5 separate regions of the Homo sapiens genome follow, and all the other regions are linked to region 1. Evidence: chromatin loops called from intact Hi-C (ENCODE). Cell type or tissue: gastrocnemius medialis. All regions are shown on one strand.

The links. A loop is a pair of places that touch in the nucleus more often than their neighbours do. Peaks named below come from ENCODE experiments on the same cell type or tissue, not always from the same donor. Only the 100,000 strongest peaks of a DNase experiment are listed, where the experiment ranks them.
Region 2: a loop joins it to region 1, with 8 times the contacts of the local background. A loop is called at or near these places in 7 of 110 quality-filtered maps.
Region 3: it touches region 1 in a loop (2.3-fold over the local background); 25 of 110 quality-filtered maps call a loop at or near these places.
Region 4: a loop joins it to region 1, with 6 times the contacts of the local background. A loop is called at or near these places in 20 of 110 quality-filtered maps.
Region 5: it touches region 1 in a loop (4-fold over the local background); 7 of 110 quality-filtered maps call a loop at or near these places.

The regions. Positions count from the first base shown.
Region 1 is chr9:105,061,525-105,066,524 of GRCh38, reverse strand. No RefSeq gene overlaps it. Among named protein-coding and RNA genes, the nearest start is that of CT70, 72 kb to the right of the region's middle. In gastrocnemius medialis, a CTCF peak has its summit at 1,906; DNase peaks (open chromatin) are centred at 54, 1,814 and 2,404; H3K4me3 peaks cover 968 bases; H3K27ac peaks cover 2,444 bases.
Region 2 is chr9:105,113,493-105,118,492 of GRCh38, reverse strand. All of the region lies in intron 1 of LOC105376197 (a long non-coding RNA gene), which reads right to left. Among named protein-coding and RNA genes, the nearest start is that of CT70, 120 kb to the right of the region's middle. In gastrocnemius medialis, no CTCF peak of the experiment used is centred here; DNase peaks (open chromatin) are centred at 2,132 and 2,962; H3K27ac peaks cover 3,062 bases.
Region 3 is chr9:105,150,158-105,155,157 of GRCh38, reverse strand. It overlaps LOC105376197 (a long non-coding RNA gene), which reads right to left. Exons shown (of 4, transcript XR_930205.3): 4 at 217-274. Among named protein-coding and RNA genes, the nearest start is that of SLC44A1, 92 kb to the left of the region's middle. RefSeq lists an enhancer at 3,862-3,971. In gastrocnemius medialis, no CTCF peak of the experiment used is centred here; no DNase peak of the experiment used is centred here.
Region 4 is chr9:104,866,626-104,871,625 of GRCh38, reverse strand. All of the region lies in intron 5 of ABCA1 (ATP binding cassette subfamily A member 1), which reads left to right. Among named protein-coding and RNA genes, the nearest start is that of ABCA1, 59 kb to the left of the region's middle. RefSeq lists an enhancer at 2,354-2,443. In gastrocnemius medialis, no CTCF peak of the experiment used is centred here; DNase peaks (open chromatin) are centred at 2,019, 2,505 and 3,123; H3K4me3 peaks cover 357 bases; H3K27ac peaks cover 4,610 bases.
Region 5 is chr9:104,966,217-104,971,216 of GRCh38, reverse strand. No RefSeq gene overlaps it. Among named protein-coding and RNA genes, the nearest start is that of CT70, 23 kb to the left of the region's middle. RefSeq lists enhancers at 2,878-2,927, 3,008-3,057. In gastrocnemius medialis, no CTCF peak of the experiment used is centred here; DNase peaks (open chromatin) are centred at 416, 2,336, 2,646 and 2,726; H3K4me3 peaks cover 1,352 bases; H3K27ac peaks cover 3,174 bases.

The DNA of each region.
Region 1 (5,000 bases):
GGCCCAGAGACGGGAAGTAACTTGCCCACAGTCCAGCAGTCATGTCTTAAGCAAAACATTGCCTTTGATATGTAACGTGCAGGGAAACATCTTTCACCCCTCAGCTGGCTGCTGCTGGTTGTGGACTCACTTTGCTCAACTAAGGGAGGATTTGGAGTTGTTTTCTGGGAAGGCTCCACCACAGAATTGCAGCAGAGGGACATTTAGATAGAAGGGCAGAACTGGAGTTGGAGCCAGTCATGAGCCCCAGGAGCATCTGTGATTCCGTGTTATTCCTAAAGAAGGCAGAGCTGGAACTGGGGTTGGGTCTGCTCCCTGGGAACATCTATGACCCTGTCTCATTGCCTTGCACCCCTCTGTGCCTGCTGGAGCCTGGTTCCTGGCTCCTAAAGGAGAAACGCCATTTGGAGGCAAGTGTGGTCCTTCCCATTGCAGGAGCTCCTTTTTTTTTTTTTTTTTAAGATGGTGTCTCACGCTGTCGCCCAGGCTGGAGTGCAATGGCGCGATCTCGGCTCACTGCAACCTCCGCCTCCCGGGTTCAAGCAATTCTCCTGCCTCAGTCTCCCGAGTAGCTGGGATTACAGGTGCCTGCCACCATGCCCAGCTATTATTTGTATTTTTAGTAGAGAACAGGTTTCGCCATGTTGGCCAGGCTGGTCTCGAACTTCTGACCTCAGGTGATCCGTCCATCTCCTCCCAAAGTGCTGGGATTAAAGCATAAGCCACCATGCCCGGCCTGCAGGAGCTCTTAACACCTGTGCGGAGAAGGCTGGGCACCTTGCGACTGAGCAGCAGATGTGTCTCATGAAGGGAAGCCAGCTTTAGCTGTGGAGCAAATGCTGAGTGCCAGGCTGGGGAAGGTGGGACAAGAAGAAGGTGAGAATTGAAGGATCATGGAAGCCTGTTTCTCAGAAGACCTGGATTCAAGTCTAAGTTCTCCTTACTTATTAGCTTTGTGGACTTGGGTAAATCATTAAGCCTCTGAGTTGTTTGCCCCTCTGTGGAATGAGGGAGATAAGGATAGTGGCTACTGTTTGTTAAGGGCTCTCTATGAATTAGGTGCTGCAGTCAGCGTGTACTAAACATTATGTACAAGGTAATTCCCATAAAAGACTGAACCCAGTGCCAGAAACACGGTCAATGTGCACTATATGGCAGCTGTTAATGTTTTGTTGATCCTCCTAACAATCCCCTGATTAATAATAACCACAGAAATAATAATAGTTGCTAGCATTTATGGAGCACTTTGTATGCATCCAGCCATTGTTTTGAGTGCTCTAGGTGTATTAACTTATTTAATTTTCCCAGCTATCCCATGAGGTTGGTTCTATTTTTAACCTCATTGACATGTGAGAAAATTGAAGCACAATTAAGTTAAATGCATTGCCCAAGACACGTGACTAGAAATTGACAAACAGCTAGAAAGCAGAAGAGGTGTTCTTATTGTTGCCCATTTCACAAGGACAGTAACTAAGGCACAGAGAGGCTGAGCAGCGTGCCCATGGCTGGGGTCGGCAGGACTCTCCTCTGGGTTTTTGGGCAGATGAAATGATATAATGGATGGGAAATGGCTTTGTGAACTGTCCTTCCGACTGTTTCAGCCGGCAGTGAGTAAGCTTTGCATGTTCTGTTTTTTCTAATCTAGTTGCATCAGCTGGTCTGAGAGCCAGGGGCCTTTAGGAGGACCTGCCTGGACTTAGCTTGTCATTGGATAGGTGCTTTGTGTGTAGGTCCTGGACTTACATCCCCTCGGGACAGCCTAGGAGCCGTGGCTTGTCTGACTTCAAAGCCGTTGCCAGCTGGGAGGCTTTGGGAGGAGCCAGCTGGCAGCTGGCCACCATCATGTGCAGCTGGGGTTACCAGCAGTCACTCTCCGGCCTTCCCCCAACCACACTCACTGTCTCCAGTGGCTGATTCCCAGACACACCCAAGACAGCAGTCAGCCAGGCAGGGGGAAGAGCAGCTCGAGGCTCCTAATGGAGTGGCGCTAATCAGGGAAAAAGGGAGCCTCTTTTTGCTCCCTTCCCCACTATGCTTCTGGCATAACCCCTCTCCCACAGGGCTCCTCAGGCATGACATCCTAGAAATTCCTGGGTGCATTCCTTCTTCCCAGTTACGTACTTTCCAAAATGGAGTAGGTAGGGCTACTGGGTCTTTGGGGAGGGGTCAGTGTTACATGCCTCTAGGGCTCTCTCCTCACTTCACTGGGAGATCCTCCAGCAGGGGTAGGATCTCCCCTCTCCTGAGCCAGCATCGGGCAGGGCCTGGGAAGGTGTTCAGTATTGTCACGTTTCTGGAGGGAAGGCCAATTCAGCTATCGGGTTGGCACTTGGGTGCTGTGTGTGGTGATGGTGATGGTGATGGTGGCAGCTTGTGTGTGTCTGGAGGAGGGAGGAAGTTTGGTGGGGGAAGGGAACCAGAGGCAGCTGAGGCTGAAAGGGCTGAGATGCGGGGGCTCTCGCCTGCTGGTGTGGCAGGAAGGGCTTGGGCTCCATACACACATAGATGTGGCCTTGACTCCTCACCTCATCACGCACTGTCTGAATGAGGTGTTCATCTCATGCGATTCTTCCCCTGGGCCTCTTTGTTTATGAAGGGAATGGGGGAAGGTAAAAACCAGACTTCAGTTTGGTTTCTGTCTGGCAGTAATGACTAAGCTCTCTTTTTTCCTGATTAGTCTTAGGCAAATGTCTGTACAAGAATTATTTTCTTACGAGGATCACACAGTCCAGTGTAACATGAAATTCCTCCAATTAAAATGACTTTGCCTCTCCATGTTGTGAAATATTAACCTTGACATTATTGTGCTAATAGTACATGCTCCTATTCTCAGATCCTATTTTCACTTCGAAGGTACTCTGAGTCCATCAAGATGGACTAAACTTTTCTATATATCAGCTCTATGATCCCCAGGTCTTCCCTGAGAGGAGCTGGGGGTAAGATGGAGAATCTCAGTTCATCTAGCCAAAAATATTTGTTCCTTTCACTTCCCTTAAAGAATTTTACAGTTCAGGAATCACTTCCACATGCTTTATGGGAAATCTTTTTTTTTTTTTTTTTTTTTGAGATGGAGTCTCGCTCTGTCGCCCAGGCTGGAGTGCAGTGGAGCGATCTCGGATCACTGCAAGCTCCGCCTCCCAGGTTCACCCCATTCTCCTGCCTCAGCCTCCCAAGTAGCTGGGACTACAGGCGCCCGCCACCACGCCCGGCTAATTTTTTGTATTTTTAGTAGAGATGGGGTTTCACCATGTTAGCCAGGGTGGTCTCGATCTCCTGACCTCCTGATCCGCCCGTCTTGGCCTCCCAAAGTGCTGGGATTACAGGCGTGAGCCACCGTGCCCGGCCTTTTTTTTTTTGAGATGGAGTCTCACTCTGTCGCCAGGCTGGAGTGCAGTGGCACGATCTCAGCTCACTGCAACCTCCGCCTCCCGGGTTCAAGCGATTCTCCTGCTTTAGCCTCCCGAGTAGCTGGGACTACAGGGGTGCGCCACCACGCCCAGCTAATTTTTGTATTTTTAGTAGAGACGGGGTTTCACCATGTTGGCCAGGATGGTCTCCATCTCTTGACCTCGTGATCCACCCCCCTCAGCCTCCAAAAGTGCTGGGATTACAGGCGTGAGCTGCCGCACCCCGCCGCTTTATGTGAAATCTTTAAAACACGTGTCTGAAGTAAGTATTCTCCCCCATCATTAAAGTGTAGATAGAGAATCTAAGACTCAGAGAAGGTAACTGAATTGCCTAGGGTCACATAACCATTGAGCAGCTCTGAGTTCCTCACGGTGCCTTCTGTGTCCTCTTCTCTCTGCTCAACTGCATCCATCTCTGGCTGCAGTGCCAGCTGCTTCAATCTGTTCTCTCTGTGGGAGGCCGCAAGCCACCAGGCATCAGCCAGGAGCAGAAGTGTTCAAAAATTGTCCAGCTGCAGCTGGGCAGAACTCAAGGAGTTGTGGTCCCCCACTGCAGCTGACAAGGATAGCGAGAAGCAAATACCCTGAAGGTTAGGAGCCCATCAGGGGAGGACTAGAGGGAATCAATTCATCAGCTGTGTCCAAATGCCCCACCTCCCAGCAGAAGGCCACACCATCTACCAGTGAAACCTGCTGCAATCTTGACCCTTGAATCCTCACCATGATCCGGTATCCTCTTGGCTCACCACCGCACCCCTTCCAATGAATCACTAGGTGGTTTCCAGTCTACCTCTGATATAGCTCCCTAATTTTTCCCCTCCTCTACATCTCCAGCCTGCACTCTAGAGCTGCAACCCCCTTCCCCAGTCCACCGCACTCTGCCTCCGGGATCTCTCCCCTCCTGCAACCTCAAGGGAATTCTTGCAGTGATTTTTAGAAAGAAAAAAGTGTAGGCTGGACATGATGGCTCACACCTGTAATCTCAGCACTTTGGGAGGCTGAGGCGGATGGGTCACTTGAGGTCAGGAGTTCGAGACCAGTCTGGCCAACGTGGTGAAACCCTCTCTATAATAAAAATACAAAATCAGTGGACAGTAGTGGTGCACCCCTGTAATCCCAGTCACCCAGGAGGCTGAGGCAGGAGAATTGCTTGAATCTGGGAGGTGGAGGCTGCTGTGAGCCAAGATTGTGCCACTGCACCCCTGCCTGGGCAACAGAGTGAGACTCCATCCCCACTACCAAAAAAAAAAAAAAAGAAAAAAGAAAAGAAAGGAAAAAAGTGCAAATCTGCTTGTATTATGCTTCAAAATCCTTTACCATCTATGCATTGCTTTCTAAATGCAGTGACAGTCCCTTAGCTGATGCACTCTACTTGTGGGCTGCCCTGTTATTATTTTTTTTTAGATGCAGTTTTGCTCTTATCGCCAAGGCTGGAGTGCAGTGGCACGATCTCCGCCCCCGGGGTTCAAGCGATTCTCCTGCCTCATCCTCCCAAGTAGCTGGGATTACAGGCATGTGCCATCACACCTGACTAATTTTTTGTATTTAGTAGAGATGTGGTTTCACCATGTTGGTCCGGCTTGTCTTGCACTC
Region 2 (5,000 bases), 52 kb before region 1:
ACTTTCCTTTGTAGCTTTATCTTTTACAACTCCCACGGTACACTAAACATTATCTACACGTAATTCACCTGTGTATAGGCAAATGCGTAGAATGTGCCTATTCTGATTAAAGGAAATGTGAGATGTGTGTGTGGGTGGGTGTGTGTGTGGGGGGTGTGTGTGTGTGTATATAATCTATACCATGGAATACTACTCAGTCATAAAAAAGAATGAAATTTTCTTTTATAGCAGCATGGATGGAACTGGATGCCATTATCTTAAGTGAAATAACTCAGAAAGTCAAATACGCATGTTCCCACTTATGAGTGGGAGCTAAATTATGTAAATTATGTATATATATACAGACATGGACATAGAGAGTGAAATAATTAACATTGGAAACTCAGAAATGTGGGAGGGTGGTGAGAGATGAGAAATTACCTAATGGGTGTAATGTACACTATTTGGGTGATGGTTACACTAAAAGTCCAGTCTTCACCATTATGTAATATATTCATGTAACAAAGCTGCACTTGCACCCCCTAAATCTATAAAAATAAGTTTTTTACAAGAATTAGCCTATCCATATAGCATGCACTTTCAGATTTTTAAGAATTCACACCAGCTGTTCGCTCTCTCTGAAATGCCCTTTACACAATGCCTGCACATAGTAAGCTCTAACAAAACTCTAGCTGTTCCTTTTAATTTCTTTTCCTGCCTGGTGAGCTCCAACTTAACTATTTAAAACTCTGCTTAAATAGCTCTACATCTAGGAAATGCCCCTCTCTCCCCAAACCCTCACCTGTCTGCTCACCAGTTGGCTACTCACCACCCGTTTTGGGACCCGTGGATCCACTGCCCTCCCACCCTATCCTGTCCTAAGCCGGCTCTTCCAAGGCAGTCAGGGGTCATGTCTCTTTCACTCAGGCCCATGATTGACACTCAGTACAGGCTGGGAAAATGGACATCAGACTGTCAGAGGCAGCAGTTTGCTGGATGAAGCTAGTCCGAGGCATACTGCAGGGGCCCAGGGCACTGCTGGACAAGTCAGAGTGGCTGTGAGCTGGCATTTGTACAGAGATTCCAAACTGCTAAGGAGACCCCTGTTGTTGGCTGGGCTCCTCCCTGTCTGGCAAGAGCTAACCTTCCACCTCAGAAAGCATTATGGTGCCAGAGAGCTCTCTTGGCAGACCTTGGATGAATTATTTACTCTCTCCTTGTTGAGTGAATGCAGGCACATTTGAGGCTCCTCTAAAGATGCTTGATCCAGAATTCTAGCCTTAATGGTGGTGGGCTGCAGAGAAAGAGAAAATAAACCAATGTCCCCACCCTTGGCCAGACTTCCTGCCATATCTTTAGGGGGGGCATTTTGTTCTCTTTGACTCACCTTTGCCCACAGCTCCCTGCACTGTCCCCCAACTCCAACTCCACTTAAAAGGGACATTTTGGCCAGGAGCGATGGCTCATGCCTATAATCCCAGCACTTTGAGAGGCCAAGGTGGGCGGATCACTTGAGGTCAGGAGTTCTAGGCCAGCCTGGTCAACAGGGTGAAATCCCATCTCTATTAAAAATACAAAATCAGCTGGGTGTGGTGGCGCGTGCCTGTAATCACAGCTACTTAGGAGGCTGATGCAGGAGAATCACTTGAACCCGGGAGGTGGAGGCTGCAGTTAACCGAGATTGCACCACTGCACTCCAACCCCGGGCAGACAGAGCAAGACTCTGTCTCAAAAAATAAAAAATAAAAAAACAAACCGGACATTTCACGTTTTCTTGTTGGGGCACAATTTGTTGCTCCTCTCTCCTCCTTTACACCTCACCATGCAGCTCCTGTGTCATAATCTTACACATTCTTCTGTCTGCATTCCCTCAGCATTGGAAAACTCTGAGATGAGAACCAAGAGCAATGGTTTACTGGACACTGCAGCAGCTTTAAGCAGCATTTGTTGAAAAGCACACACTGGGTACTTTCCAATACCTCGGCTCACTTCTGGGTGGTCTTTGTTAAGAGAAGCGGCTTCTAGCCTTGCTGGGTAACACATCTTCCTTCTCAGGTTCCCTGAACAAATGAAGCAATTGAAGCAACTGGAAATAGCAGCTACTGGCGTGGGAACACACATGGCATCTAACACTCATCCTGACAGAAGAGTCATGTGGCCGAGTTTCTCCAGGCCTCACCCACCTGTGAGTGTCACTGTTGGGGTCATATTAGGGGCAATGGCCTGTCATTGCTGACCCTTGCCCCTGAGACTTTGTCCCCAGGAGCATTTTGCAGCCACTCACAAGTACTCCTGTTACACTTCCTCTCTCCCCCACATTGGCAATGTCTCCAGGTCACCTGACAACTCCAGGGGAAGGTGCAGCAAATGCCTTATATGCTGTATCTGCATGGAGAATGTGTTCCCCTGGTGAGGAAACTCTTCAGGTGATTAAATGGTGACAAATGCTCTGGAATTCTCCCTGTGCTGGGAAGACAGCATGTGCCTTCACCTCCACCTCCCTTTCTGCATTTTAGTTTGTCAGCAGGCCTGAAAGCGGCAGTGGTAACATCGCCCTTTGAAAACAGTGAGGAGCCCCTCTCTCTGCTGAGTTATTATTTTTTTATGTGTTTTTTTGAGACAGAGTCTCACTCTGTCACCCAGGCTGGAGTGCAATGGCGCGATCTTGGCTCACTGCAAACTCCACTTCTCAGGTTCAAGTGATTCTCCTGCCTCAGCCTCCCAAGTAGCTGGGATTACAGGCGAGTGCCACCATGCCCAGCTAATTTTTTTTTTTTTTTGTATTTTTAGTAGAGACGGGGTTTCGCCATGTTGGCCAAGCTAGTATCAAACTCTTGACCTCAGATGATCCACCCCCCTTGGCCTCCCAAAGTGCTGGGATTACGGGCATGAGCCACCACGCCCAGCCTCTTTGCTGAGTTCTGACTTCCGTCCACAGAGCCAGGTTAGGCATAGATATCTGAAGCTTCCCACATGCTGCCCAGCCGTCTTTGCGTCTTTTTCTGGCATGTGAGCCAAACCACTTCCTCATCCTCACACGGAGTGACACCCAGAAGCCCCACAGACCAGGTCATCAAACACACCCAGGCATGGCTGCAGCCCAGTGCAGACTCAAGTTGAGACACCATTAAAATAAATGTTTTTCTAGCTCTTTAAAGTTTACAAAACCCGTGCATATACATGACTTCCACTTAATCCTTGAAACAGCCCTTTGAAGTTTGGGTTGTCTTTATTCTCATTTTATAAGGAGTAAAACTGAAGTTCAGGAAGGTTAGAAAAGGCAGACATGACTATTTAGTAAGTGACAGAGCTAGGGATTTTCAGTCCTGTCATATGGAACCCTAGGTTCCCTGTGTGATAAGATTACAAACCTGAGACTTAGTTAAGGGAGACGTAGATCAAGTAGCAACAGCTGTGCCTTCAGACCTGTAGTTCAAGGCAGCTGGCATCACCCAGAGGCAATTAAACTCTCGGATAGAGTGATAATTAGAATTGGGCTATCCAGGCAAAAATAGCCATGGTCCCTTCTCAAGAAGTTTAGGAGACTTTTCTTTTCTTCTAGATGTTCCTCTTTTTCCCTCTGTGCTCCACAGCACTTGGATGGGACTTCTCACAGAGTTATTTCTGTGAATCTCCCATCGTGCTTGTTCTACTGTAGGACCCTTGAAGCCAGAGACTATGCTATGAACATAGGAGGTACTCAATAAATGTTAGTGGAATGAAGGGCTGTTTCTTAATGTCACTCCATTAGACCTCTAAGTAGGAAATTTAACTGTAGTCATTTCTTTCCCATGAGCACCTCCACCAGAGAGTGGGCATGCACGGTGCACAGTAAAGCAGAATAAGTCAACCCTATTGACTTCCTGCCTCAGTTTCCATGCCTTTATGTTGCCCAGCTGCTTCCCTTTGGGTCCACTGATGCATCTCACTTTCAGCTGCCACCCTCCCACCCCAGCTTCTGAGTCTGAACAAATTCAGGCAGGAAGTAGATTAACCACCTCAGTGCCTCTGGTGGGACTTGGTGCGCAGTCATCCACTGAAACTTGGAGGTTGTTAGTCCAGTAACATCCTCTGACAGTCATGTTTCCCCGAGTGATATCTGTCCTCTCTCTGGCTATTGTTGGCCCAACCCAGAGATCCAGCTTCTACCTGATCCCTAGCTCTCCCGCCCAGAGGCACGGTCCCCTTTTAGGACTGCACACTGCTCCTGAACTCAGCCTGGGAATGGGCCCTGGCATACTATGTGGCACTTGCCAGCCCTTTTCCCTGGGACAGAACCTGGATCTTATCCATTACTACCCATGGACAATGTGTCTACAAATAACCTCCTACCTGCCTGTCTGCTGGCCTGTGTGCCTGACTGGGGAGGGCAGACAAGATGCTTGGATTCCTCTCCATTTGCTCCACCCATTTGATTAGAGAGTTGCTTCAATCACGCCTGGGCTTCCTGTGTCCTTTGGCCATTGTGTCTCACCCATCAGGCTACCAGTCTGATATTTGCTTTTGTAGCTGGGCTTATTCCTCCTGCCCAAGATTCAGCTGTGTAGATGCAGGGTCAGGTTTTGTTTCATCCTCTCTGTCTGATCTGCATGGCTGTGAGATGCCCACAGTGCCTTGTTTATGCCCAAGCTAAAACTTCATTTGATTTCATCTTATGTGCTCTTTAAGAGGTTTGGTGTGGAAGAAAGTTTGAAACTAATAGGCTAAACTAAAGATTAATGGTTGGGATTATTTTTATTGATTTATTCTGTCTCCAATATTAAAACTCTATTATTACCTTTTTTTTTTTTTTTTTTGAGACATTGTCTCGCTGTCACGCAGGCTGGAGTGCACTGGCCTGATTTCGGCTCACTGCAACCTCCACCTCCCAGGCTCAAGCAATTCTCAGCCCCCCAAGTAGCTAGGATTACACCATGCCAAGCTAATTTTTATACTTTTTTTTTTTTTTTGAGACAGAGTTTCGCTCTTGTTGCCTGGGCTCACTGCAAACTCCGTCTCCCAGGTTCAAGGGATTCTCCTGC
Region 3 (5,000 bases), 89 kb before region 1:
GGTACACCTTTTCTGCAAGGGTTGCTGTATTTTCCTCCCTCCTCACTTCCTCTCCAAGCTCCCACTATTACATGAAGGTCCTAGTCAGTTTCCTTTTCCAGAGTGCTAATACCACAAAACTTGGCTGGTTGGTCCTGCTGCTTCTCTTTTCCCACTTCCACTTCCCCATGTACTGGATGCTTGCTACGTGTCAGGGACTGCACTCTGTGCTGGGGATAAAAGAATGAAAGAAGCAGAATCCTGCCTGGAAGAGCTTGCAGACTGGCTGGAGGATCTAGGTGAACAAGAGAGGGAACATAAATAAAGACAGTGAAACATAAAATGTGCCAGAAAACATGATGACATCAACAGTGATGACTAATGTTATTAGTGCAAAGTATTACTACCAACAACTAACATTTAATTGTACGGCTACTGTGTATGAGATGCTGTAACTCACTCCTTGTTTACTGTATTTTTAAATATTTTTGTTTCCTTTTGCTGTAAAATTTTTACATGTTTGTTTTAAATTTATTTACTTAATTGTAGGTAACTTTTTAAGCCACTGTAAATCCATTTGGAAACAAAGAGAGGAGTAAAAGGTAGGCCAGGCATGGTGGCTCACACCTGTAATCCCAGCACTTTGGAAGGCCGAGGTAGGTGGATCACTTGAGGCCAGGAGTTCAAGAGCAGTCTGGCCAACAGGGCGAAATCCCATCTCTATCAAAAAATAGAAAAAATTCGCTGGCCATGGTGGTGTGTGCCTGTAATCCCAGCTGCTTGGGAGGCTGAGGCACAAGAATCACTTGAACCCAAGAGGCGGAGGTTGCAGTCAGCCGAGATCATACCATTGCACTCCAGCCTGGGTGACAGAGTCATACTGTGTACCCCCACCCCCAAAAAAGGGTGAGCTTACTCTGCTTGGGGGAGTCAGAAAAGGCTTGCTCAGAACAAGCATTTTCTTTTTGTATTTATTTTAATTTTGAATCTGATTATACATTCATATAGTTCAAATGTATAACATAAAAATTATAAACATATATATACATACACATATGTATATACATATGCACACACACATACACATATATATATATGCATATATACACACACATATATATATCCCCATTACCCTTTTGTCCATCTCCACATTCTCCAAAGGTAACTACTGCTATTAGTTTCTTGTGTGTCATTCCAGAATTTCTGTGTGCATACATGAGCAAACATAAATAAGTTTCTTTCTTCCTCCCCAAATGTAGCATATTATACTTACTGATGGGTAGTTTGCTTTTTTAAAAAACATTTTATCATTTAGTGGTTAATACAATGGACTCTGGATTAGAATGCCTACATTCAAATCCCAGTTCTGTAATTTACTAGCTGCATGAACTTGGCAAGTTATTTAACTTCTTTGTGCCTTAATGTCTATTTCTGTATGTGAGGTCTTCAAAATCTTGCAACTTTATTATAGACTAAACTTTATCCTGTACTTTATGCATATATATGATGCAACTTTATCATAAACTGAAATCTCTTATGGACATTCTATTCTGTTCTATTGGTCTATCTGGTCATATACCTATACCACAGTTTTAATTTTTGAGGTTTTTACATCATATTTGCTATCTAATAGGGCTGGACCCCAGAAGGGGATTTGAAAGATGAATTGAATTTGAAAGATAAATGGAATCCTCTCAGCAGAGATGATGACATCAACAGTGACAACTAATGTTATTAATACAAACTATTACTACCAACAACTAACATTTAATTGTATGTCTACCATGTATGAGATGCTGTAACTCACTCCTTGTTTACTGTATTTTTTTTTTTTTTTTTTTGAGACGGAGTCTCACTCTGTCACCTAGGCTGGAGTGCAGTGGTGCGATCTTGGCTCACTGCAAGCTCCGCCTCCCGGGTTCATGCCATTCTCCTGTCTCAGCCTCCTGAGTAGCTGGGACTACAGGCGCCCGCCACTACGCCCAGCTATTTTTTTGTATTTTTTAGTAGAGACAGGGTTTCACCATGTTAGCCAGGATGGTCTTGATCTCCTGACCTCGTGATCCGCCCGCCTTGGCCTCTCAAAGTGCTGGAATTACAGGTGTGAGCCACTGTGCCCGGCCTGTTTACTGTGTTTTTAAATATTTTTGTTTCCCTTTTGCTGTAAAATGTTTACATGTTTATTTTAAATTTATTTACTTAATTGTAGGTAACTTTTTAGGCCACTTTAAATCTTTCTGGAAACGAGAGGAGTAAATAGAAAAAAAACCAGGAACTGTATCAGGTGCTTTGCGTAATAAATCCCTAATCTTTATAATAACCTGTCTTAGTCTGTTTGGGCTGCTATAACAAAATACCTTAGACTGGGTAATTTATAAACAATAGAAACTTATTGCTCACAGATCTGGCAGCTGAGAAGTCCAGTAACTAGGCATCAGCAGATTCACTGGTGAGGGTCTGTTTCTCATAGATAGCCACCTGCTATGTGTTCTCACATGGCAGAAAGGGCAAACAAGCTCTCTGGCTTTTCAAAATAAGGGCACAATCCATTCACCAGAGCTCCACCCTCATAACTTAATCACCTCCCAAAGGCCTCACCTCTTACTATTACTACATTAGGAATTGTTTCAACATCAGTTTTAGGAGGACACAAACATTCAGACCATAGCACAATCCTACAAGGTAGATGGTATTATCCTCCTTTTACAAATGAAGATACTGGTGCTTGTAGAGGTCGAGTAATTTTCTCAAGACTGTAGAGCAAATAAATATAAAGTCAAGATTCAAACCAAGGTCTGCTGATAATACACTCTCTGTGGTTCCTGGTACTTATTTAAACAATACTGAATGAGGTTCTTCATTAAGGTCCTTACAAAGATAGTAGAAAAAAAATACCTGAAAAAGAAATAGAATGGCTGGGCCTGGTGGCTCATGCCTGTAATCCCAGCACTTTGGGAGGCTGAGGTGGGCAGATCACTTGAGGTCAGGAGTTTGAGACCAGCCTGGCCAACATGGTGGAACTCCATCTCTACTAAAAATACAAAAATTAGCGCGGCGTGGTGGCAGGTGCCTGTAATCCCAGCTACTTGGGAAGCGGAGGCAGGAGAATCACTTGAACCTGGGAGGTGGAGTTTGCAGTGTGCCAAGATTGCGCCACTGCACTCCAACCTATATGGCAGGGCAAGACTTGGTCTCAAAGAAAAAAAATTAAAAAGAAAAAGAAAAAGAATGCATGATAGGGAATAATTATATACAGTTTTCCTAATAGTGAATAGATATATATAGTAAATATGGACTATGACAACGCATCATTACCATGTGATTTAGGTGTTAACCACTGTGCTAGGTGTCGAGGATACAATGATAAATGCGATCTGGCCCCTACCCCTTAACTCCTCCTCTGAGAGTTAGCTAGCAGATCTTTTTGGCCTAGACTCTCCATCTGTTGCACCCTAGGAATCATCTAGTCTGTTTCTTTATCCTAAGCAGCTTTATGCCAGCCCTTTTTTGTTTCAAAGTTGTTAATGCATTTATGATTAACCAGTAGTGGCTTCTTGAAGTGCTGTTTTAAAGAGTATACGGTTATATCTGGAGTCAGTGGCAAAAAATGCAGTGATTAGTCATGCCTTCCATGGGGGCAGGCAGGAGAAATGAAGGCAAACAGAACATCTATTTGTTACACCTGAACTAGTTGTCCAGAATGATCAGTTTCTCTCTGCAACTGTTACAAATGATCATTTTATTGCTGGAACTCACCATTTCTTAAATCAGTGTATAAACTATTCCCCTCTTGGGAAGTCCTAGAGCAAAGGAATCCATTTAACTTTGTTGTCACAGTATCACAAACATATTTTTTTGTCCAAGGAAGCTGTCTCTTCTTCATTGCTAATTATATAACCCATACCAATGCTGGAGGTGTCACTCTGCTCCAGGTCTGTAGATGTGTTCACCATCACTGCACATGAATGCTCTTGATTTCCCAGTGTTGTCATAGTGACTTTTGTTGAGGTGGGAAACCCCTGGGCTGAATGCTACCGTGTTCTGTGGAGGCCCTTATTTAATAGCTTTTCCCTCTATTTTGCCATTTAAAATTTCACTTCCTGTCACAGCTGGAGTTAAAAATGCTTACTAGTTGCCTGTCTGGAGTTTTCCTCTTTAAAATTTTCAAGGCCACACACAAATGAGTTCTTGCATTTCTGAGGTGTATTAGAGGTAGTTTTGTTTATTCTATTTGTTGGCTGAAAGCCATGCTCATCAAGGAAATACTCTCTCTAAGAAGTTAATCCTTAAATGTCTTTTACTTCTTGGGAAATGCATTTGGACAGCTGAGGAGGTTTCTATTCTCTTGTGGCTACCTGTCTGGCCACAGAAGGTGGAGAGAAAATGGAGGTTGTGCTATATCTTGGTGTAGTCTTGGAAAGAGTATTGCATTTAAAGTCACTAGTGGCCGGGCACAGTGGCTCATGCCTGTAATCCCAGCACTTTGGGAGCCCGAGGTGGGCGGATCACTTGAGGTCAGGGGTTTGAGACCAGCCTGGCTAACATGGTGAAACCCTGTCTCTACTAAAAATACAGAAATTAGCTGGGCTTAGTGGTGCAAGCCTGTAATTCCAGCTACTCGGGAGGCTGAGGCAGGAGGATCACTTGAACCTGGGAGGCAGAGGTTATAGAGAGCTGAGATCACGCCACTGCACTCCAGCCTGGGTGACAGCAAGACTCGGTCTAAAAAAAGAAAAGTCACTAGCTCTGGATGTAAGTCCTGGTACCATTGCTTAGTTGCTATGCAGTCTTGAGCCAATTAACTAAACTGAACATCATTTGACTCAACTATAATATAAAATGAAGATTATTACAATATGGAGTTGTTGAGAGGAATAAATGGGATGGTATAGGAAAGCACCTTTGCAAAAGCATTATTGTTAGATGTCTGGGTTTGCATTTTTCCTTGTTGGTTTCTCTATTATTCTTGTCTTAACCAGATGCAGTGTGTATGTGAAATGCAGTCTTTCCTGCAGCATCCA
Region 4 (5,000 bases), 190 kb after region 1:
TCTTTGTTTCTTCTTCTCATTCTGTTCAGGTCCAAAATTCATTTGGGTCAATGTTATGTCTTAGTGTTATCTTCCATTTCCTTCTGAGCTTCAAAGCCAGGCTGACTGTGCCCTTCCACGCCCTGGCCAGTGTGACCAGGACATCCTTTCCCTCTGGGGCTGCACTGGCTCTTTGGGGGAATTGTTACCATTCAGGGTCTTCAACCCTCATTCTAGGGACTTCCAGTAACTTCTCCCACCTTCCCTCTTCTCAGTAAGACATGGGTATTGTCTTATTCTGTTTCTGCTGCTAGAAGAAAATTCTCGAGACTGAGTAATTTATACACAATAGAAATTTACTTCTCACAGTTCTGGAGGCTGGGAAATCCAAAATCAAGGTGTTGGCAGGTTTGGTGTCTGGTGAGGGCTGCTCTCTGCTTCTAAGATGGTGCCTTGTTGCTGCATCCTTAGGAGGGGACAAACGCCATTTCCTCAACTGGCAGAAGGGACTGAAGCCTCTCCCTCAAGCCCTTTTATAGGGGTCCTCATTGTCAGGCCTCTAAGCCCAAGCCAAGCCATCGCATCCCCTGTGACTTGCACATATACGCCCAGATGGCCTGAAGTAACTGAAGAATCACAAAAGAAGTGAAAAGGCCCTGCCTCGCCTTAACTGATGACGTTCCACCATTGTGATTTGTTCCTGCCCCACCTTAACTGAGTGATTAACCCTGTGAATTTCCTTCTCCTGGCTCAGAAGCTCCCCCACTGAGCACCTTGTGACCCCCTGCCCCTGCCCACCAGAGAACAACCCCCTTTGACTGTAATTTTCCATTACCTTCCCAAATCCTATAAAACGGCCCCACCCCTATCTCCCTTTGCTGACTCTCTTTTCGGACTCAGCCCACCTGCAGCCAGGTGAAAAAAACAGCTTTATTGCTCACACAAAGCCTGTTTGGTGGTCTCTTCACACAGACGCACATGAAACTCATGGTATCTGTGAGGGGCCCTAATGCTATTGGTGAGGGCACTGCTCACATAACTTAATCACCCCTTAAAGGCCCTGCCTCTTAATACTGTCACATTGGTGATGAAGTTTCAATGTATGAACTTTGAGGGGGGACACGTTCAAATCATAGCAGGTGTGCTATTGCCTTACTAGCAAAGTAATCTGGGGGAAGATGAGTAATGTCTCGTTCCACCCCTGATTCCAGTGCTGACTGATTCTGGAGTGGCAGAGAGGGTTGGAGGCTCACCGCTCTGCTCACCCGACCCTCTGGCCATCTCCTCTTAGAATGCAAGGGCAGGGATTTTGTTACACAGCGCCTCTTTTGTTATAGGCTAGCTCCTGCCTTCAAGGAGCACTGAGAAAAATATTATCCCTTTGAACCACAACACTAGTATTTTGGGTACTGTAGCCATTCAGAAGTTTGTTGAACTAATACAAGTTTATATTATTTGTAAAATACTAGAAGGAATGTGTGGTTCCTAAAGTTATGGTATTCCCATTGGTTGAAAGAGAAGACTCTGGCTTCCTAATGCCTTGGAAGGTTCAGGGAGCATAAGCCTAAATATCCTGGTTTCTCTTGGGAATTCTTCACAGCTTGTCATCTATGACTTTATCCACATTTATTTTGAACATGTTTAATTTTCAGCTTGTATTTTCTCAAGGAGTATGTGTGAGTCAGCATTCAGAGTACTTAACACACTTAGTGTCATTAGTGATAACTTAACCCACACGTATAGGAAGCTAGACCTCCATTTACAGAAAAATGGAGGCTCAGAGAGCCTAACTGACTTTCCCAAGGCCACATAACTGGAAAATTCTGGAACTGAGTTTTTTCAGGTATGTCTTGGTATCCCTCGGTGAGCCTTCTCTGTAGAGAAGGAAGTGTCTCCTGGGTTGGAAAGCCCAGGCCGGGATGAACAGCATGGGTGTCCTTAGGCTGTGTGTACCACACACCCCTGGCCTACTCTCCCCTGCTCTAAGGAGTCACCTGAAGGAGCAGCTGCATCACCCCGCCTCACCCCTTCTCCTCAGCACCCAACAACCAGGTCTTCCCAGAGAGTGCTCAGCTATTGGTGAAGCAGGCATCGTCTATTCTTCAAGAAGACAGCAGAGCATCAGGAAAACAAAACACCAAAAAAATACCATAAAGACACTGGAGTGTATTTGTTACCAGCCCTTGTATAACAGAGAAGTATTTCAAGGTCTTATTTGTAAGGCTGGACAAGCTCAGGCTGATTAAAACCACGAGTTAGAATTTGTCTCCCGCTCCCAGGCCCTGCTCAGTTGACAGCTCCTAGCAGGCTGGGAGGCCCCACCCCACCCCCACCCCAGGGGTCCATTGAAGAAGACCATCTGGGCCTGGGATGCTGATGTGATTTTCCCTACTTCTCCTTTTTTTTCATTTGCCTCCTCCACCCACTTCTAAAGCAGCTGATTGCTCTGGTTCCTTTTCATGTTGAGCAAAAGAGAAGACAGATCTTGAAACCTGAGCTGGGGACTGGAGGGCACTGACCGAGAGTAACCCCGTCTGGCTCAGCTCAGCTCAGCAAAGGGCTTTCCTCCTCCGCCTTCCTGAGCTGCTCTCCCTCCTCTCCTTTCCTCCTTCTTTCCCAGCCTCCCCCAAGCTCCTTCACCCCTCTCTTCCCTCTCCTCCCTCCTCCCACCTTCCTTGTCCTCTATGCTCAGAGAACTGAAGGAACACTGAATGGCCTGGAAAGCAGGACCTCGCCCCCACCCCGCGTCATACCCCTCCGCCTGCACGTGCAAATGTGTTCCTCAGCTTGGTCCCAGAGGCCTGGACCTGGGTCCCAGAGGTCCCAGCTGGTTCCCCGGCTTGGTCCCAGAGGCCTGGATGTGTGGCAAGAAGCTGAGGGTTCTGCTTCGTTTCTTCCAGCCCACAAACACACATGTCACCTGTTTTTTGTTCTTTTTCCTTTCCTTTGCCCCACTTTACAGAAGCTCTTGGCTAATTGGTAGGTCACTGTTTGCTCCTCCAGGCAAAACCAAGGAGGCTGAGCTCAGCAGGTCAAGTATTTTGGTCTGTATTGAAGAGACTGTGGTGGGAGAGCCCTCTTGACCTTCTGCTGGATAGTGACTTTCTCTTCTGCTGGCAGCAGTAGCCCAGCTCCGCATCCTGTGACAGAGGTCATACCTTCCAGTTACCCGAGCGAACACTTGGAGCAAGTCAGCTTTTTCCCCTGAAACAGCACGTTCACGTTCTTGATCTTTGGTTTGCACAACAACCTGTGAATGTTATTAGCCCCGTTTTTTTTGTTTGTTTGTTTTTTGAGACAGAGTGTCGCTCTTGTTGCCCAGGCTGGATTGCAATGGCGTGATCTCGGCTCACTGCAACCTCTGCCTCCAAGCAATTCTCCTGCCTCAGCTTCCTGAGTAGCTGGGATTACAGGCATGCGCCACCACACCCGGCTAATTTTGTATTTTTAGTAGAGACGGGGTTTCTTCATGTTGGTCAGGCTGGTCTCGAACTTCCGACCTCAGTTGATCCACCCGTCTTGGCCTCCCAAAGTGCTGTATTAGCCCCATTTTATATCCAAGGAAACTGAGGCTTAGGGAGATTTAAATAGGGGGGAAAGTATAGCTTCATGATTACACAGTCAGGAAATGGCAGAGCTGACTCTTGAATTCAGACCCTGTGATGCTGTATCCAGTGCTGATTTTGTTTTGCCCTGTGTTCCTTTCAGTGTCAGGTAAGAAGACCTCAGAGATCATCTTCTCCAACCCACACATTTTACTGATTATAAAATCCAGGTCCGCATTAACTCATTGGCCAAAGTTAAGTGGCTAAATGACTCTCCTGTTCAGGAAGTATTCCCTGTCTTGTGTGGAATGATTGGTCTTTCGTCCAGGTCATCTTCCACCTATATCCATCCTTGCAGTGACTGGTGGATATGATCATTCCTGGTGATTCCCTGTAAAATACTAGATTTATTTATTCTTTCATAAAGTTATGAGTAGACAAATCAGTCAGCTTCAACCTTTCCTTTACCTTATAGATAGTATCAGCAGAAAGAACTCAATAATTCTGTCTTAGGAACTCAGCCAGGCTAATATGTATTATAATACACACATACATATGCACACACATACACACATGTGCATACCTTAGATCACAAATTCAACATCTCAACTTAGCCGCCAAAGCCACTTCTGTGTCTTGTCTATTCTGAATATGCTTTAAGGTTAAATTAGCCATGAATCTGTTCAGATCAGTCATTCCTGAAAATGATGATGATATTAGCCATCCTTTACCGGGCACCTTACTCAGTGCCCGGCATTATACTAGGTCTGCAGGTACATTTGCTCATTTAACACCTAGCTCAGTCCAATGAGGTGGATGCCATTGTCATCTCCATTTTATCATTTAATCAACTCAGCCTTCCTCTCTCCTGTTCCCCACTCTGCTTCTAGCTGCCACTCACCTGACTCTCCTCTTGATCTGGGCTGACGTGGCTGAGTGGGTTTAGCAGAACTCTTGTGTCCTCTTTACTTGGTTTGTTTCAAGTTCATGTCCTGCTTCATCTTTTCCCTAACTCACTGCAAGGTGAATTTTCTTCTCTGCAATCGGCAATTCCCCAAATCACATCAGGTCATTAATTTATTCACTCATTTGTATTCATTCATTCATTAGTTCATCCATCCATCTATTCATTCATTCATCCAATTTACTGAGTGCCTCCTCTGTGCCAGGCACTGCTGGCTTTGGAATTAAAAACCCTGGCCCTCAAGGAATTTCTATTCTTCTGGGAGCAGGATATTTACATGGGTGACTGCAGCTTGATCTGTGTGGTACTAGTGGAAAACATAGGATGTTGGGCACAAAAGAGTCACAAAACGCCGGGCGCGGTGGCTCATGCCTCTAATCCTAGCACTTTGGGAGGCCAAGGCGAGTGGATCACCTGAGGTCAGGAGTTCAAGACCAGCCTGGCCAACATGATGAAACCCCAACTCTACTAAAAATACAAAAAGGAATAATAGCTGGGCGTGATGGCGGGTG
Region 5 (5,000 bases), 95 kb after region 1:
ATCACTTGAGCTCAGGAGCTCAAGACCAGCCTGGGCAACATGGTGAAACCAGTCTCTACCAAAAATACAAAAATTTAGCCAGACATGGTGGTACACACCTGTGGTCCCAGCTACTTGGGAGGCTGAGCTGGGAGGATTGATCCCTTGAGCCTGGGAGGCAGAGGTTGCAGTGAGCCAAGATAATACCACTGCACTCCAACCTGGGTGACAGAGTGAGACCCTGTCTCAAAAATAAATAGACAAAAATACACATATACTTAAAAACTTCCACACACTCCAGGATGAGAACTCTTGCCCTATGTCAGCATACTAACTCCTTCCTTCAAATTTCAACAGCAGCTATTATGCAGCATGATCATCTTCCTCATACTCTAGACCTCCAGCCAAGTGACTTCTGGCTCTTCCCAACTATCAAATCCCTAAAGGAACGAGATGTTCCTGTGCTGAGGAGGTCCAAAAGAATGTGCTGTAGATTCAAAAGCCATTTCCACAAGGAGCATTCCAAGGATATTTGAAGAAATCCAGAGTCCCTGGAAAGCACAGCTTCTCCAGATGACCACCTAGAAGAGGGTAGCATCTCCGTACCTGTGCTGGTTGGCTCTTAAATAATCAGTCCCTTTCCCAGGCAAGGCTCATGGGGAGCCTTTGGTGTGATAACTTCTTATATGCTAATACAATAATGGACAATTCCAAAGCTTAGCAGAGAGCCCCCATTAGCAGATACTGCCTTCTCCATTCAGGTTTTTGGAACCACGCCAGGCAGTTATGTGCATCTGCCTTCCTGTTCCAAACTTTGTATAAACATGTACCTCTATTTTCTTCTTCTTTTTTTTTTTTTTTTGGTGGCGGGGGGTACGGAGTCTCACTCTGTCACCAGGTTGTAGTGGAGCGATCTCGGCTCACTGCAACCTCCACCTCCCAAGTTCAAGCGATTCTCCTGCCTCAGCCTGCCGAGTAGCTGGGACTACAGGCATGTGCCACCATGCCCAGCTAATTTTGTATTTTTAGTAGAGACAGGGTTTCACCATGTTGGCCAGGATGGTCTCCATCTCTTGACCTCATGATCTGCCCGCCTCGGCCTCCCAAAGTGCTGGGATTACAAGTGTGAGCCACTGTGCCCAGCCTACCTCTATTTTCATCTCCACCTCTCCCAACAGACTCTGGGCACAGACATGAAGGTCAGACACTGGACTCATGCATTCATCATTTATATGTCTATTTGACATGTATGAAAAGGCCACTATATGTTAGCACTGCTAATACAATGGTGAACAAAATAGTGCTGCAGCTTCTCAAGCAAGGCAGGCAGGCCAGGTAGGGTGGCTCGTGTCTGTAATTCCAGAACTTTGGGACGTTGAAGCAGGAGGATCACTTGAGCCCAGAAGTTTGAAATCAGCCTGAGTAACATTGTGAGACCTCCTCTAAATTTTTTTTTTTTAATTAGCTGGGCATGGTGGTGCACGCCTGTACTTCCAGCTACTCCAGAGGCTGAGGTGGGAGAAGGATCGCTTGAGCCCAGGAGTCTGAACTTGCAGTGAGCTATGATCGCACCACTGCACTTCAACCTGGGTGACAGAGGGAGACCCTGTCTCAAAGAAATAAAGAAAGAAAAGAAAAGAAAACAGGCAAACAAGCAATCATATAACAAAGTGTGGCTAATACTATCCTTTGGGAAATACAGAATACTTGATAGGACAGCCTGGTCTCCCTGGGGGAAAGGAAACTTTTAACTTAAGATCTGATGTACATCCTTTCCAGGGCCCAGCACAAAGTATGTGCTCAATGTGAAACATTACCCTGGGCAAAATCCTCCGGGCTTGCTGGAGAGGTCACTCACTAAGGGGCAATTGTTAGTCAATTTAAGAGTGGTTGTGGTGAGCCAAGGGCCCAGGGCCTGAGCATTCCGAAAGCCAGCTAGCGTCAGGTGCAGCTGGTCACCTCATTCAGCTCTTTCTGACACATTTGTGAAGTGGTAGGAGAAACAATAGACTTAGAACTCCTGTAGGGTTCAGTCCCAGGGTTCTGCCACTGATTACATTCGTGTGTTCTCACTTGTCCTTTTGTATAATGATGCCACCTTCCAGAGCAAAGGAATCTATGAAAGCCTGTTGCAAATGTAAGGACATGGAATCTATTTATCTAATCTATCGCCTGGCTGTCTGAATTTGCAGGGGAAGAAGAGGGCAGGGTAAACAATAAGTTTAGGAGAACTGGCAGGGGCACTGCCTTGTAGGGCTTGTGCCTCAAGCCTTTTGTTGTCTCGCATGATCTGGATTTGGCAAGGAGGGGGCAGCTTGAATTCCGGGCGGGCTAAAAGGCCTTGGCTGAGGTCTAACGGATTTCACAACACAGTATGGAAAGGCTTCCCACGAAGCGATCGGGGTGGGGGATGGGGAAAGCTGCAATTCTGCAAACTGGGAAAGGGTAGGAGGTGGGAGGTTCCCGAAAGCCAGGATGGAGTAGCGATTAAAACCCTTGATTACTGACACTACCCAGCACCCCCAACCGACCCCCTTCAAATCTCTGCCTTAACAACCGCAGCCTACAGGCAGTGTTATCACAAACTTGCACCGCAGGCCCTACCTATGAGCCCAGTCAGCCCTAAGGCAGCAGCCAGCCCCTGAGTGGCACGGGAGGAGCGGCCCCCACCTCCGGCAGCCGCGCATGCGCGCCGCTTACTCTGCGTTCCAACACCTCTAACACTCATCAACGGCGCCCCGATCCGCAGATTAAAGGAGCCTTCTCCCCTTTTACCCCCGGCTGTGCCCCATGCTCAATACACAGCAACTCCAGAGTCCATAGGCAGCTGTGCGGCGGTGGGGGTAGAAGGAAACGAGTCAAGAAGCTCTCGGGCCCGGCCCGAAACTACAACTCCCAGCAGACCCCGCGCCGCCCCGCCTTCTTGTGGGCGGGCCGAGGGTACCCAGCAGCTTAAAGCGGCGAGATCGCGACGTGTGTGGAAGGCTGGGTGCATGGTCTGCGCTCTGTGATCCGGCGCTGGGAGGGTGGAGAGAGCGGTGGCATCTTTCTGTCTTGCCTGTTGTACCTGAACTAGCAAACAGCACAGTTGAAATAACCTCTGAGCGCATTTAGAGGCGTCTCTCAGGTTCAGCAACTTGTTGCCCCTACTTCACAAATTCTGCATTGTTGGTTTAGCAAATGAGAACCTGAAAAATCGCCTGTATGTTAAATTTCTTCTTCTTTTTTTTTTTTTTTTTTTTTTTTTTTGAGACGTAGTCTCACCCTGTTGCCCAGGCTGGAGTGCAGTGGCGCGATCTCGGCTCACCGCAACCTCTGCCTCCCAGGCTCAAGAGAGTCTCCTGCTTCAGCCTCCCAAGTAGCTGGTATTACAGGCGCGTGCCACTACCACCCAGCTAATTTTTGTATTTTTAGTAGAGACTGGGTTTCACCATGTCAGCAAGGCTGGTCTTGAACTCCTGACCTCAGGTGATCCACCCACCTTGAGCTCCCAAAGTGCAGGGATTACAGGCGTGAGCCACCGCGCCCGGCTAAATTTCTGTGAAAATAAATTATTTTCCCTACCATGTCCAAGCAACCCTATTTTTTTTCCTAGTTTGCAGGTGTCTGTGGTTGATGTTTACTATCACTTATTTTCCCTAAAGACTCAACACACAAAAAAGAGGGGAGTCTGTTTAAAGAAATTCTGCAGTGAATCATCCTGAAAACGTAAAAACTTGTTTTGATAAGTTTTATACTTTAATTTTCTAACTTTTGTAATGAAGTGTCTTTAAAATGCAGCACACTTGAAATCCTTTTTTAAAGTGCAGAGTTAAGTGGTATCCTAATTTTTGAATAGGACGCAGAGAAGTTTAAAGAGGTTTAAGATCTACTCTTTGCTTCTTGCTAACGATGCAAAACGATGGTTCTTAGAGGGCACGAGGGATAGCTACCTTCTAGAATAGTGCTATTGGTCTGCACGACTGTAGTGGGTTTCTTGAACGGTGTAGTTTAGACCGTGATTTCTTACAGCCGCTAATGAACATCCTCCACATGCTAACGATGAACTCCTTTTGTTTTTGTTTGTTTGTTTTTTCCAAACAAATACAATTTAAGGGCCTCCATGGGAGTCATTTGGGAACTTAAATGCAGAATGGTTTAGCGTTGGATTTTTTCTTTGTTTTTGGAGTTAGCTTCAGCCTGCTGTTTTATGACCATGTGTGTGTTCACTCTCTTTAGTGTGGCATTTATGGATAACATGAAATTGGCCAACTTGGCAAAAGTTAACAAGATACATAATTTTTTATTTGTTCTTTGTGTGGGGCAGCCCAGCAATAGGCATACTGAAAAATTGAAATAATAGTTGATGTATAGTGATTTTGATCACTAGAGCAGCTATTGTGTTCTGAACAAACCCCCCATACACTGTGAAACATTAAAAGGGAGGAAGCAATACTTGCGATATTTAGTAATATTTAGATTTTTCCTTTTTTTTTTTTTTTTTTTGAGATACAGTCTCGCCCTGTTGCTCAGGCTGGAGTGCAATGGCGCGATCTCGGCTCCACCTCCTGGGTTCAAGTGATTCTCCTGCCTCAGCCTCCTGAGTATCTGAGATTACAGATGCACGCCACCACACCTGTGTGATTTTTTGTATCTTTAGTAGAGACGGGCTTTCACCATGTTGGCCAGGCTCGTCTCAAACTCCTGACCTTGTGATCCACTGGCCTCAGCCTCCCAAAGTGCTAGGATTATAGGCGTGATTCTCAAATGTTCTTCTTTTTTTTTTTTTTTGAGATGGAGTCTCACTCTGTTGCCCAGGCTAGAGTGCATTGGTGGGATCTTAGCTCACTGCAAACTCTGCCTCCCAGATTCAAGTGATTCTCTCATGCCTCAGCCTTCCAAATAGCTGGGATTACAGGCATGGGCCACCATGCCAGACTAATTGTTGAAGTTTCTCTATTTTGGCCAAACTGGTCTGGAACTCCTGGCCTCAAGTGATCTCCCCGCCTCGGCCTCCCAAAGTGCTGGGATTATAGGTGTGA